Regions from separate parts of the Homo sapiens genome. Here all the other regions are linked to region 1. Evidence: chromatin contacts called from ENCODE Hi-C or POLR2A ChIA-PET data. All regions are on one chromosome and are shown on one strand. The core of a region is the stretch at or near the end of the contact, and the rest is flanking DNA. Distances in the headings are between cores, read along the strand shown.

Region 1 (2,706 bases), core at 75-2,574:
GTTGACACCTTGTGTTTTTATGAAAATTATCACCATTGATTAAGCTCATCAGTGAACCACTTCTAATTTACATCTTAAATTATCACCTAGTCCATAGGATCAGTGGGATGACTCACCAGTTTATGCCTGGGGTAAAAATGCAAGGCCACTGTATAGGTCTTAGGCTGTAACCTTGTATTAGGTTGGCGCAAAAGTAATTGTGGTTTTTGAGGTACCCCTGTGTCTTTGGGAGGATTTGTAGATGACACTTAGGGACCATGTAGTAAGTCTAAATACTGCCTTTTCTCTTGACGTCCGCATCTCCATATTACTGACAACTGACCAGCACATTCACGTGGATCAATGGACTTACCTCCCATTTAAATATGTAGGGAAACAGAATGGTATCCTTGGTTATTGGAATGGCCTCTTTTAGACTGGTCTTTGTCTCTTTCTCTTCCATCTTCTTTAGGGGACCATATTGTGGGCTTAATAAACACATGCCAATGAGCCAGCTATAGCATCTCATTTATTTTTATTTTTTTGAGACAGTCTTGCTCTGTTGCCTAGGTTGGGGTACAGTGGCACCATCTCAGCTCACTGCAACCTCCGCCTCCCAGGTAGCTGAGGTTACAGGCACCTGCCGTCACACCCAGCTAATTTTTGTATTTTTAGTAGAGACGGGGTTTCACCATATTGGCCGGGCTGGTCTTAAACTCCTGACCTCAAGTGATCCACCCACTTCGGCCTCCCAACGTTCTGGGATTACAGGCATGAGCCACTGTGCCTGGCCTATAGCATCTCATTTAATCCTCAGTGACTTTGCCAAGGAAGTGTTCTCATCCCCATCTCGTGGCTGGGGAGACTGAGGCAGAGGCACTGTTGAAGTGCTTATGTTCCAACAGCTTCTGATGTGAGTCTACATTTTAACAGAGGCCCCAGGGCAGCCAGAAGATCTTTCAAATTGGGGAAACCCTAGCCCAGGACTAGTACCCATAGAGCTGGGGCCACATCTGGTCTCTACCCAATGCTAGGAGGCTGTTCCTGGACAAGTCGCCCCATCTTTCTCTGCCTTACTAACTTGACCTGAGAAATGGAACTCTCACCACCACCCCCGGAGATGTCTGTGAGGATGAAGGAAGGCAGAGCGAGTAGCCACCTGCGGAGGAGGGTGTTTGGCGGTGGCCTGGTCCCGAGTTGATTTCGGGCCTCAGTTGAATGAAGACAGGCCCTGCCTCTGTCTTCCACAAAGAAGCTGACAAAGAGTGAAACTCTATGACTAAACAGGAAGCTGCACCTCCGAATGCTGCAGACGGAGCCATCATGTGATGCTTTCTATTTCTCTGAGAAGGTGACAGAACAGGGCTTGGTTTCTCGAGTCCCCTGAGATAGCGCCATTGTGCCCCCCCACCCCCCATATTAACACTGGGCACCATGTGGTTTGGTGTTTGAAGGTTTGGAGAGAGAACTCGTGTTCTGGGTGGATGGTCTGAAGAACCTGGTCCCTGGGGTTCCAACTAGATTCGAACGACTCCTCCAAGGGTGTGACTTCAGACCTGTGCCTGATGCCTGAGATCCACTGAAGTGCTCCTTAAATGAGTAGATATGGATAAAGTGACAACGTGTTGGTCATTACAGAACTTTAGAGCTGTCAGCTGAGCAAAACAGGGAGTGGCGTGCTCTAACATCAGTTCCAACAGGATCACCTTGCTGTAGGGCCGGGGTGGCAGTGGAGGTTGTTGGTTTCTGGCTACCTGGGGTAAATCCAGAAGCATGTATGGGTGGGTGGGATGTGGGCTGTGAACAAGGAGTCAGGGAACACACAGGTTGGCCTGAACAACTGGAAAGAGAGAATGTGTGTTTCCCATCATGGGAACAGGTGAGACACGGGGAGGAGGGGTGAGGATCCAGAGATTGGTTTTGGCCCTGTGAAGTTTGGGCAGGTAGATATTGCAATCTGAAATTCAGGAGTGATGGTCTGGGTTAAAAACATTAATGTGGCCATCGTCAGGATAGAGGTGGTATTTTAAGGCCCTGAGTGAATTATCCGACAGTACTGTCTGCTCTTGGACTTGGAAGAAGTCAGTTTCAAGTGGAGACTGGGCAGTTTAGTGTGGGAGCTGCCTTAGGGCCACATCCACCTGGAAATGTTTGCTTTGGGAGATGGCCTGAGATGCATGGTCAGAAAAGGAGGAGAGATGAAGTGCTTCTTTTGCCCCAGGGCAGCAGTAGCCAACCCCAACTAGCCAATTCCTGTTGGAGCCCAACATTGGGAAATCCAGGCCTCTAACTGCATAAGCGCTGAAAGGATCTCATTTATTGAGCATTCTGTCTCCCTTGAAGATGAGATTTCAGGGAGCTTATGCCTCTATTTGAAAAAGCATCCTAGTTTACTTGACATTTCTAATAACGCTGCATTATTCCCTGTAAGAAATTGGACTCAGAAAACATTTCTAAATCAGGCATTTGGAATGGACTTGGGTATTCCAATTCGGCCAAAGGGGATTGGGAAGACAGGTGTTTTGAAAGCCACAGGCATTGTACACATGTAGAGAGGAGTATTATTTACAATAGACTCCCCAGGTCTCATTCAAGTGCCTTCGTTGTTCTGATAGGGCAGGAGCTTTTTTTTCCATTGTTGACAAAAAACAGGAAGAAAATGTGCAGTTTTATGAATTTCCCTGACCACTGAGGTGATATCACTAGTAAGAAGGAAACTGGGGCCCA
Region 2 (2,760 bases), core at 30-2,529, 2.4 Mb before region 1:
TTTTTAATTGATGGTGCTTAAGTATTCCAAAATGTTATAGAAAAAATATGCATGTGACTCACATGAAATCCATTTCCTCTGTGATGGGTTCTATACATGGGTAAAGGAAAATGAAAGTTGAGTTTGCAATAAATGCACATATATATCTGGAGTCTGACCTGCCTGGCTTCACCATTTTCCAGCTATTTAACCATTAATGCTAGACAGATGGCAGTCCTCCCTCCAAGGCTCAGCTTCTCATCTATAATTGGAGATAATCACAGTCCCTACATTGCATAGTATTGGAAGGATTCTGTGAGCTAGTGCAGGCTCACATAAGGTCTTTGGTTAAAGTTAGCTATTACAAGTAGTAGTACTAGTAGTAGTCATTGTAGTAGTAGTATTTTTTTAGGTGAAGTCTCACTGTGTCACCTAGGCTGGAATGCAATGGCACCATCTTGGCTCACTGCAACCTCCACCTCCTGGGTTCAAGTGATTCTCCCACCTCAGCCTCTCAAGTAGCTGGAAATACAGGCATGCACCACCATGCCCAGCTCATTTTTTTGTATTTTCAATAGAGACAGGGTTTCACTATGTTGGCCAGGCTGGTCTCGAACTCCTGACTTTAGGTGATCCACCCACTTTGGCCTCCCAAAGTTCTGGGATTACAGGCGTGAGCCACAGCGCCTGGCCTAAAGTTAGCTGTTATTATTGGGAATTGAGGGATGTTTCATTAATGGAACCATGGATAGGGTTAATAAGGACTATGAAAACCTAAACATTTAGCAGGAGGGGAGGGTTCGATAGTCCTTAAATCCCCCTCTTTCTGTCTTTTTCTTTTGTTTTCCAGAGGCTGCCTCTTTTGAGAAGAGGGAGAAAAGAAGAAGAAGAGGGAGATAAAAAGAAAATGTTTGTGAAGCAGCCACCAAAAGTTAAAAGAAAAAACTTTATGTCTAAAGGTCAAGTAGTTGGTGGCCACACCTGGGTGAAAGGCAGGGCCAATCCTAGCAGTGAGGTTTCTGGGAGGTGGACGTGGGGACAATGGCTCCCACACAGCCCACTGACTGCATAGCTGGGGAGGCACCATCCTAGCCAGGGTGAGGAGCAGGATGCAGGCTGGACATGCCGAGGTGCAGGCAGCTGCGTCCTCTCAGGCCTCTTGGCAGGAAGGAGATGATATTTTTGCTTCCTCCTGTGGTGGCACCTAGCAGCTGTGGCCTCACTTTTTGTTCGCACAGTGGGAGTGCCCTGCAGTCATGACCTCAGTGGCTTCCTCACTTTCTGGGACCTTTTGCAAAATTCTTGTGGCTTGCCATTTACGAACCTGGTGGCTTCAATGCCTGCAGCACCTTAAAGCCAGATTGCAAAGAGGCAAACTACAGGTGTGTGTCTTGTTCGCACCTGTCTCCCCAGTGACTAGCACAGTGCCTGGCTGCGTTTCTGAAGAAAAAGTGAATGAAGGATGAAAGAGGAGGAAAGCAGGAAGGAAAGAAAAAGGGAAAAAAGAAAAAAAAGGAAGTTTTGTTTTTATTTATTTATTTTTGAGATGGGGTTTTGCTCTTGTTGCCCAGGCTGGAGTGCAATGGCGCAATCTCGGCTCACTGCAACTTCTGCCTCCTGGGTTCAAGTGATTCTCCTGCCTCAGCCTCCCGGGTTCAAGTGATTCTCCTGCCTCAGCCTCCCGAGTAGCTGGGATTACAGGCATGCGCCACCACGCCTGGCTAATTTTTGTATTTTTAGTAGAGACGGGGTTTCTTCATTTTGGTCAGGCTGGTCTCGAACTCCCAATCTCAGGTGATCTGCCCACCTCAGCCTCCCAAAGTGCTGATATTACAGGCATGAGCCACCGCGCCCGGCCCCCCCCTTTTTTTTTTAAGGCGCAGTCTCCATCTGTTGCCCAGGCTGGAGTGCAGTGACATGATCTCAGCTCACTGCAACTTTTGCCTCCCGGGTTCAAGTGATTCTCCTGCCTCGGCCCCCCAAGTAGCTGGGATTACAGGTGCCCACCACCATGCCTGGCTAATTTTTGTATTTTTTTTTAGTGGAGATGGAGTTTCACCATGTTAGCCAGGCTGGTCTCGAACTCCTGATCTCAGGTGATCCACCGGCTTCAGCCTCCCAAAGTGCTGGGAAAAGTTCCTTGGAAGTTGAGATGAAACTCTCTGGAAAAGTTTGCTGTGAAGTATAAGGTAGTGTAAGGATCAAAGGTTACCCTTTTACAACTTCAGCGCTTATAAAATGTACGCGCGCGTGTGTGTGTGTGTGTGTGTGTGTGTGTGTTGTGTAGACAGCATGTTAATTGTCAAAGGTGGAGCCTCTTAAGTCAAACGGACTTCAATTTGAATTCCAGTTCCCCTACTCGCTGGCTTTATGTTCTAACCCAAAGCAAATGCCTTCAGGAAACCTGTTTCCTCATCCATAAAATGGGACTAACAGGAGAATTACTTGAACCTGGGAGGAGGAGGCTGCAGAGAGCCGAGATCGCACCACTGCACTCCAGCCTGGGTGACGGAGAGACTGTCTCAAAAACAAATAAATAAATCAATAAAATTTAAATTTAAAATTAAATTTAAAAAGAAACAAATTGAGCCGGGCACGGTGGCTCATGCCCGTAATCTCAGCACTTTGGGAGGTCTAGGCGGGCAGATCACGAGGTCAGAAGATCAAGACCATCCTGGCCAACATGGTGAAACCCTGTCTCTACTAAAAATACAAAAATTAGCCGGGTGTGGTGGTGGGCGCCTGTAATCCCAGCTACTCGAGAGGCTGAGGCAGGTGAAT
Region 3 (2,700 bases), core at 194-2,693, 2.2 Mb before region 1:
TCCATTTCACATTTGCATTAGTTTGCATTTTGGGGTAGAAAAATTGTGGATGTGCTTGTTATGTCTATGGTTCCTCGAAGCTTATTTAAAATGGGGAAATATCACAGGCCTTAGGAATCAGGATCTTTTTTTTGTCCTTTTTTTCAGTAAGGAAAGAAAACATTTGGGAAACGCTTTAAATGAGTTGTGCGTAGGGAGGAGGGGAAAGGGTAGCGGTTTTTTTTTTTTTTTTTTTGTCCCTTTTTTTGTCCCCGGTTTCCTCCAAATGGATTTCTATCAAAACCAAGTAGATTCTTGGAACCTAGGCTAAGTTTAGAAATCTCAAGTTAGAATAGCGCAAGCCCAGCCCTTTCAGAAAAAAAAAAATCACAACAATTAAATAGCTTTCTGAAGATACTCATTTAAAAACTGTTTATCTTCTCGACCTTCCTCAAGCTTGAAGAAAATCTTTGGTGTTTTTCGCGCACAGCTGCCTTCTAACCCGCGAGCAACGGCGTTAAGGTTTTTGTTTGTAATTCGGGGTGACCCAGGGGTTCGGGCCGCGGGCCCCTCCCCTCGCCCGCGCACACCTTGCAGAGGAGGGGGCGGCGGGGACAGGGCCGGATCTGCGCCTGCGCACACCCTCGCGGCCCCCTCCCTCCGGCCTCCCCGGGTACCTGTCACGGCTACCGCCGCGGCGCGCGCCCGCCACGTTAAGCCGGATGGCGGGAGGAGGGGTGCGGGGCGGGGGGCGCGGGGAGGGTGGCACGGCGCGCGCGTGCGCGGGAGTCGCCGAGCGAGAACTGGGAGTGCGCGCGCTCGCCGCTCGCTCCCGTCCCGGAGGCGGAGTCGGCGGCGGGGGGCGGAGCAGGGGCGCGCCTATGCTAGTCACGTGGGCGCTGGGGCGGGGCCGGGGCGGTGTGGGGCGTGGCCGGGCGGCCGGTGAAGGCAGGGGGCGGGGCGGCCGGTGAAGGCAGGGGGCGGGGCGTCTCCGAGCGGCGGGGCCGAGGGAGGGCGCAACAGCTGCTCCCTGAACACTTTCTGACCCAACAGTCCCCCAGCGCCGGACGCGCCGCGCCCCGGCGGCTCTAGGGACCCCCCGCGCCTGCACTGTCCCCGCGCGGACGAGTAGGGGGCGCCCGCGCCTTTGCCCCCGTGCGCACCCCCGCCCCGCTCACCTTAGCCCCGCGCCCGAGGTGAGCCCGGCCCCTATATTCTCCGGGCGGGGGTGGGGGTGGGGGACGCTCCTTTTTTGTTGGGGGGGGGTCTTGGAGGCGCGAAGGCACTAGGCTCCTCGGCGGATGGCTGCACCCCTCGCCCGCGGCTCCCCGTGTCTTTTGGGGGGCCGGGTGCGGGCGCGGAATCCGGGAGGTGTCCGCACAAAAGGCTGAGAGAAACTCCGCGACGCCTCCCTCCCTCCCTCCGCCCTCCCCGCCCCCTCCCCTCCGCGCCCGCTCCTCCTCATTCAAACCCGGCCGGCCCGAGTGGTGTCAGCTCAGTCCCGGCCGCCGCCGCGCGAGGAAATGGCCGAGGAGCCGGAGCCGCAGGTAAAGGGGGCGCGCCCCCCGCCCGCGCCAGCCGGGGCGCCCGCCCGGTCCTGCGGAGGCTCCCGCGCCGCCCCCGAGGCGCCCGGCTCTCGTTGTCTTGTCCCCCCCCAGGATGACCTCAGTTCCCCGTCTCAGCTTTCTATCCGCTCCTCTAGGGCGCCCCCTCCCCAGCCGGCTCCTGCGCTTCCGCCCGCGGGAAGGTGCGGGCGATCCCGGGCTGCATCCGCTCTTGGCCGTCACACTCACGCCGCACGATTCAGAGGGGCTTGGGGTGCGGGGTTCCCTGAATCTCCGCCGGGAGCGGGGGTCTGCGGGGGTGGGCGGTGGGGGGCTGTTCCGAAAAGTTGGGTCGCCCCGCGGGGCGGGTCTCCCAATTTGCCCAGTTGGCCCTTGGGGCGCGGGCGGAGGGGGAACGTCGGCGTAGGGTCCCCCCGCGATGCCCGGGGAAGGGCCGGGGCAAGTTGGAAGCGGCCAAAACAATGCGTCCGGACGGGCATCCCCCCGTAAACAATGGCCGGGACGGTCCACTCGGGCCGGGCGGAGGGCGCCTCTAAGGGACCGCGGGAGGGGCTGGGCCTCGCCGCGGACCCCGACGCGCGCCCCGTGACTCCCTCGGGTGCCCAAAAATCTGTCCCCGGGAGTCTTGGGGCGCCTGCTCATCCCTGAACAGGGATGCACGGGGCTGCGTTTCCTGGATGTGTGCGATAAGGTGGCTTTTTTTTTCCCTCCTCTAATTTTAAAGATTTTTTTAAGTCTTAATGTTCTATAAACACTTAAAGAATATCTTTACAACTCAATTCTAGTGGAACACCCAAAGCCAGCTGGAAGCAGAACTGGGAACTCTAAAGGGCAGGAAGGATTGAAATGCTAGCCCAAAAGTGCTGCTGCTTTTTTTTTTCTTTTCTTTTTTTTTTTTTTTAAGGGAAGTTTCTGCCAGGAGGTGCCGAGTGGTGAAACCGCTCAGTTTCAGGCACAGCCCTCTTGTCTCTCGATTTGGCCCCGACTGCGAGCCGGACGGGATGGTGGAGAGGCGGAGGGCGCTGCTGGGGGCCCGGGAGGCTGGATTTGGGGCTGCCTGGGCGGTCCCGCCCGAGGGGCAAGACCCGGCACGCGGGGCGCGCGCCGGAACCTGGGTCCCGGGAGTTTGAGAAGATGTTCAGGGCCCGGGTTGGAA
Region 4 (2,798 bases), core at 156-2,655, 2.2 Mb before region 1:
TTAAACTCAATTTCAGCTGTAATCATGGAAATCAAATTTATATAAGAAAATATCAGATTAATTCAGTTTTCATACACACATTCACTCGAATTTTTAAATTTCATCAATTGATTTTAGAAAAGAGCAGCATAGTGAAAAAAAGTGAAGAACTATATTCTTGCCAAATTTATACCTAAATTTTACTGAAATATTAATTAGTTTTTTTTGTTGTTGTTTTTGTTTTTCTGGAGACAAGGTCTTGCTTTGTTGCCCAGGCTGGAGTTCGGTGACAATCTTGGCTCACTGCAGCGTCAACCTCCCAGGCTCAAGAGATTCTTCCACCACAGCCTCCAGACTAGTTGGGACTACAGGTGCACACCACCACAACCAGCGATCTCGGCTCACTGCAACCTCTGCCTCCTGGGTTCAAGCAATTCTCCTGCCTCGGCCTCCCTAGTAGCTGGGATTACGGGCATGCACCACCATGCCCAGCTAATTTTGTATTTTTAGTAGAGACGGGGTTTCTCCATGTTGGTCAGGCTGGTCTCCAACTCCCTACCTCAGGTGATCCACCCACTTAGGCCTCTCAAAGGTGCTGGGATTACAGGTATGAGCCATTGCGCCTGGCCCATTTTTCATAAGAATTATAAAATTGCATTGTTTCTGACATGGGCGTAATCTATGATCTGCCTTCACCAAAAACATGCAGAGGAAAATAAAATACATATTTTTTATTTTTAGTTTCTCTGCTCTTTTGGCTTTATTGTTTGAAATCTTTTTATTAGTAATAGGTATGTTTGGTGTTCACTTTTTCCATACAGTGCATTAATGTGTGGTTTAAATACAAATTTAAGTGCAAAATTATAAGACAGTAGCCTGGAAAGGCCCATTTGGGCAGATGTGGCTTATTAAAAATCCCAGCTGGGTGCAGTGGCTCACCCCTGTAATCCCAACATTTTGGGAGGCTGAGATGGGCAGATCACCTGAGGTCAGGAGTTCAAGACCAGCCTGACCAAGATGGTGAAACACTGAGTCTACTAAAAATACAAAAATTAGCTGGGCATATGCTGGGCACCTGGAATCCCAGCTACTCAGGAGGCTAAGGCAGGAGAATCCCTTGAACCTGGGAGGCAGAAGTTGCAGTGAGCCAAGATCGTGCCATTGCACTTCAGCCTGGGTGACAAGAGCAAAACTCGGTGTCAAAAAAAAAAAAAAAATCACAATTTTTGGGTTTCTTTTAAAACTTAAAAATGGAGGATGAATTTCCAGCATCCTGCTACTCGGACGGAGGAAACAGAACAGGAACAAAGCTGAAGTGAGCTAGGCAGGCCGAGGGAACCTCTGGCTGCCTCCCATTGCTGCTGCACGCAGGTAATGCAGCGGTTCATAGCCTGCCTTCCAGCCCTGGTGTTAGACGACTTTCAGTTACAGTATTGTGGTGAATCATTTCCTTCCAAGGCTCAGGGTGATCTATCACACGGGCGTGTTGTCTAGATTTTAACAACAATATGAGCAGAAAAGTTCCTCATTCCAGAAATGCAAAACAAATTACATAAGAAGTGTATTCTTTAAAGGAAAAAGCAAAGTCTACATAAAGGCATAATGAATAGGAAGAACAATTATGCGTGGGAAAACAAAGCTCTTTAAAAAAATCATCAAAGAAATGAGGTTTTTCTTCCCTTGTCTAATTTATAACAGTGACGTTCCTTTTGAAGACAGGAGCAGGGGCATAGGAGCTGGAGTATCGGCCTTAGCTGTGCCTTTTGTAATGTCACTAGGGACAGGGAGGGGGAGGAGTTGTGACGGTGTTGGAAACACTGGCCCTGGTGTATTATTGCTTGCACTACAGGAGTTTTTGGTTGCCAAATCAATACCTTGGTTGTCCTTGAAAAACCCTGCAGGTCTGTTTTTAATAGCTTGCTACACCGGTGAAATTACCCTGATTACTTAGCAAAGCCTCACCTTTGATCCACTGATCTAGTTAGAGACCTGTGTGAGAGAGAGAGAGCCTGTGGCCCCAGAGATATTAACAAATTAGAAGAAGAAGGAAGGGAAAACTGCAACTTACAGAAATACAGGAAGTCTGAGGTTTGTCAGTTGTTGAAACATTTGATATTGTCTTTTAAGAGTCTCCGTGGTCTGAGAGCTTTCTTTGGGATAACAAAATACTAACATTAAAGAGCAACGTTCGGGCACAGTGACTCACGCCTATAATCCCAGCACTTTGGGAGGCCAAGGTGGGTGGTTCACGAGGTCAGGAGTTCGAGACCAGCCTGACCAACATGGTGAAATCCTGTCTCTACTAAAAGTACAAAAATTAACCGGGCATGGTGTCATGTGCTTGTAATCCCAGTAGGAGAATCGCTTGAACCCGGGAGGCGGAGGTTGTAGTGAGTCGAGATCGCGCCACTATGCTCCAGCCTAGGCGACAGAGCAAGACTCTGTCTCAAACAAACAAACAAAAAAAGAGCAACAACAATAACACCACAGCAAAGCCACCTGCTATTCAAAATCAAGAACAGTGGATCAATCCAAATTAAAGAATGGTGGCTGGTATTGTTTTCCACCTCACTCTCCCAAGAGATACATATGCCCAAAAACATTTCCATTTCCTGTTCATGCAACAGTGAAGTGAAGGGTCATTTTCCTTCCAATTTTTGTACTCATTAGACAGAGTGCCTTTTAAGCATTTATTTATTTTTAAATTAACAGACTTTATTTATTTATTTATTTTTGAGAGGGCGTTTTGCTTTTGTCACCCAGGCTGGAGTGCAATGGCATGATCTCGGCTCACTGCAACCTCTGCCTCCTGGGTTCAA
Region 5 (2,700 bases), core at 195-2,694, 2.2 Mb before region 1:
TAGAAATTTTTTTTTTTTTTTTTTGAGTCTTGCTCTGTCACCCAGGCTGAAGTGCAATGGCGCCATCTCGGCTCACTGCAACCTCCACCTCCTGGGTTCAAGCGAGTCTCCTGCCTCAGCCTGCCGAGTAGCTGGAATTACATACAGGCGCCTGCCACCATGACCGGCTAATTTTTCATTTTTAGTAGAGATGGGGTTTCACCATGTTGGCCAGGCTGGTCTCGAACTCCTTACCTCAGGCGATCCACCCGCCTCGGCCTCCCAAAGTGCTGAGATTACAGGCATGAGCCACCGCGCCCGGCTACATTTCTTTAAAATTTCTCAAGTTAAAAGTAAATAACTGTTAGAATGGTTACATCCAATATTTACAAGCAGAATGTGTTTCCTGAGAATTTGCCCTTTCATTTAAGGTTGCAGTAGTGCTGCCACCATGTTTTCACACGTGATCAAATGTATCCCATTGGAAAACCGTGTAATCTTGTTCGGAAATCTTCCTCAGGCTTTGGCATCCTGTGGGTGTTCTGCCAGAGAACTTTAATCCAAATCATAAACTTAAGTCATAGGTACTAAAAAAGAAACTTCTGGTCTAGGACTTTGAATCTTTTGACTGTTAATAATCAAGAAAGCTGTATTTTCTTTCGTTTAAAAAATAGAGACGACTGGTGGTGGTGGGGGCTGCGGGTGTGTGTGTGGCTCACGCCTGTAATCCCAGCAATTTGGGAGTTTTACGTGGGCAGATCACTTGAGGTCAGGAGTTTGAGAACAGCCTGGCTAACATGGTGAAACCTCATCTCTACTAAAAATACAAAAATTAGCCGAGCATGGTGGTGCATGCCTGTAGTCCCAGCTACTCGGGAGGCTGAGACATGAGAATTGCTTGAACCCGGGACAGGGAGACTGCAGTGAGCCGAGATCATGCCACTGCACTGTAGCCTGGGTGACAGAGTGAGATTCTGTCTTAAAAAAAAAAAAAAAAAGAAAGATTAAAAATAGAGATGGGGGGGTCTCACTATGTTGTTCAGGCTGGTCTCAAACTCCTGGGCTCAAGTGATCCTCCCACCTTGGCCTCCCAAAGTAGAAGCTGTATTTTCAAGTTGGTCAAGTGTTCACCTACTCTGCCTCCAACTGTGATTTCAGTATATACAGGCATCCATAAAGTCTAGAAACAAAGAATCTACGTCATTACAAACATCTTCAATTTGTAAAAATTAGAATACATATAATAGGATAGAGTATAATAGAATAAAGTAGGATAAAACAAAACAAAGTAAAATGAAATAAATTAAACAACACTGTGTCTCCAGACTTTATGAAAATCTTTTTCGTGGACTTGAGGATGTACCGAGCCAGTGGAGTGGCTGGATGAAATGGGAACTCCACCGCAGGAAGTGGTGCTTTTCTCATGCTGCTAATTAAGGAATGTGGAACCCTTCTTTCTGAGTCAGCTTGGCGGTATGTAGAATTCTGTCCTGCTCGGTGCTTACGTGATTATTGCATGAAACTTTAGAAATAAACCAGAGTATCTTGCCACTTAACACTTAAGAGGCCAGAGGTGGTGTGTGTGTGTGTGTGTGTGTTTTTAAATGGTTCCTAATCTTTAAAATGGTTAGTTGCAGCTGGCCTTTTATCAGCTGATCATATTTACAGCAGTCTCAGATGGCACGGTGCCGTCCCAAAAGATTTGGACCATTTAGAAGCTCACATTTTAAGGTACACAGGCTTATCATAGCATTCTGAGGATTCACTAGAATTACATGGCAAGAAAAACTTTTCTGTGGAACTGTTTACTATTCTTATTTTAAATTACTTTTTGGTAAAATAAATGTTAATTTATTTCAAAGGTAATATAAGTAGATTATGAAAAATAATTAGAGAAAAATAGAAAGTAGAAAAAGGGTCATACATATGCCATTATTGAAAAACAAACATTAAAAAAATTTTTAAATATAACCCATCATAGGATTAAGGGTAAAAAAAGAAAAAAAGAAACAATTTTAATAAAAATTTTGAAATGTATGCGAAAGTAGAGAGAATAATAAAAATAGTGTAATGAGTAACCCCCATATCTGATGCCCAGTTCTAGTTTCTTTTTCTTTTTCTTTTTTTTTTTTTTGAGATGGAGTCTCGCTCTGTCGCCCAGGCTGGAGTGCAGTGGCACGATCTCAGCTCACTGCAATCTCTGCCTCCCGGGTTCACACCATTCTCCTGCCTCAGCCTCCTAAATAGCTGGGACTACAGGCACCCACCACCACGCCCGGCTAATTTTTTGTATTTTTAGTAGAGACGGGGTTTCACCGTGTTAGCCAGGATGGTCTTGATCTCCTGGCCTCATGATCTACCTGCCTCGGCCTCCCAAAGTGCTGGGATTACAGGCGTGAACCACGGTGCCTGGGCAAGTTCTAGTTTCAAGATGTTAACCACCTTTGGTTCAATTCTCTTGTTTTTTTATTTACTAAAGTATTATAAATTCTCCTATGTCATGTCATTCTTCTATATCCTTCAGTATACATCTTTAAATATATATATAATGCATATTCTGTAATAATCCGTGCCATTATTACAGCTAATGAAATAAAATTTTTTTGTTTTCATATAATATTCAGTCTGTACTAAAATTTTTCTGATAAAATCAATTTAAATATTTTTATGTATATTACATCCTTTTTTCGTTACTAATAGAAAAAATTAGAGTTCATTAAA

The links. Hi-C counts contacts between places; a loop is a spot of excess contacts on that map. ChIA-PET counts read pairs that join two places held with the same protein, here RNA polymerase II (POLR2A). Pooled maps may share reads with other maps.
Region 2: a map of CD8-positive, alpha-beta T cell shows a loop between it and region 1 (8-fold over the local background). The contact joins two enhancer-like sites. A Hi-C loop is called at or near these places in 1 of 168 maps with a recorded cell type or tissue (CD8-positive, alpha-beta T cell), 2 of 37 single-sample maps with no recorded cell type and 6 of 50 pooled maps.
Region 3: a pooled map shows a loop between it and region 1 (5-fold over the local background). The contact joins the promoter of ZNF217 here to the enhancer-like site in region 1. A Hi-C loop is called at or near these places in 1 of 37 single-sample maps with no recorded cell type and 7 of 50 pooled maps. POLR2A ChIA-PET finds 5 or more read pairs at or near these places in 1 of 52 experiments (OCI-LY7).
Region 4: a loop to region 1 is called in a pooled map, with 5 times the contacts of the local background. The contact joins two enhancer-like sites. A Hi-C loop is called at or near these places in 2 of 37 single-sample maps with no recorded cell type and 2 of 50 pooled maps.
Region 5: a map with no recorded cell type shows a loop between it and region 1 (10-fold over the local background). The contact joins two enhancer-like sites. A Hi-C loop is called at or near these places in 1 of 37 single-sample maps with no recorded cell type and 2 of 50 pooled maps. POLR2A ChIA-PET finds 5 or more read pairs at or near these places in 1 of 52 experiments (OCI-LY7).

The regions. Positions count from the first base shown.
Region 1 is chr20:51,399,154-51,401,859 of GRCh38, reverse strand. All of the region lies in intron 9 of NFATC2 (nuclear factor of activated T cells 2), which reads left to right. Among named protein-coding and RNA genes, the nearest start is that of MIR3194, 52 kb to the left of the region's middle. RefSeq lists an enhancer at 945-1,414. Within about 2 kb of position 1,324, at least 8 of the 41 ENCODE cell types and tissues checked have a DNase peak (open chromatin) inside an H3K27ac peak, as active enhancers do; they include CD8-positive, alpha-beta T cell and OCI-LY7, where a contact is called at or near this core.
Region 2 is chr20:53,838,135-53,840,894 of GRCh38, reverse strand. No RefSeq gene overlaps it. Among named protein-coding and RNA genes, the nearest start is that of BCAS1-AS1, 76 kb to the left of the region's middle. RefSeq lists an enhancer at 649-1,219. Within about 2 kb of position 1,279, at least 16 of the 41 ENCODE cell types and tissues checked have a DNase peak (open chromatin) inside an H3K27ac peak, as active enhancers do; they include CD8-positive, alpha-beta T cell, where a contact is called at or near this core.
Region 3 is chr20:53,592,582-53,595,281 of GRCh38, reverse strand. It overlaps ZNF217 (zinc finger protein 217), which reads left to right and starts at 1,443. Exons shown (of 6, transcript NM_006526.3): 1 at 1,443-1,526. RefSeq lists silencers at 423-1,262, 1,353-1,432, 1,923-2,072, 2,493-2,700.
Region 4 is chr20:53,641,923-53,644,720 of GRCh38, reverse strand. No RefSeq gene overlaps it. Among named protein-coding and RNA genes, the nearest start is that of ZNF217, 49 kb to the right of the region's middle. RefSeq lists enhancers at 1,303-1,352, 1,393-1,442. Within about 2 kb of position 1,405, at least 29 of the 41 ENCODE cell types and tissues checked have a DNase peak (open chromatin) inside an H3K27ac peak, as active enhancers do.
Region 5 is chr20:53,610,460-53,613,159 of GRCh38, reverse strand. All of the region lies in intron 1 of LOC105372672 (a long non-coding RNA gene), which reads right to left. Among named protein-coding and RNA genes, the nearest start is that of ZNF217, 18 kb to the right of the region's middle. RefSeq lists an enhancer at 2,341-2,390. Within about 2 kb of position 1,444, at least 13 of the 41 ENCODE cell types and tissues checked have a DNase peak (open chromatin) inside an H3K27ac peak, as active enhancers do; they include OCI-LY7, where a contact is called at or near this core.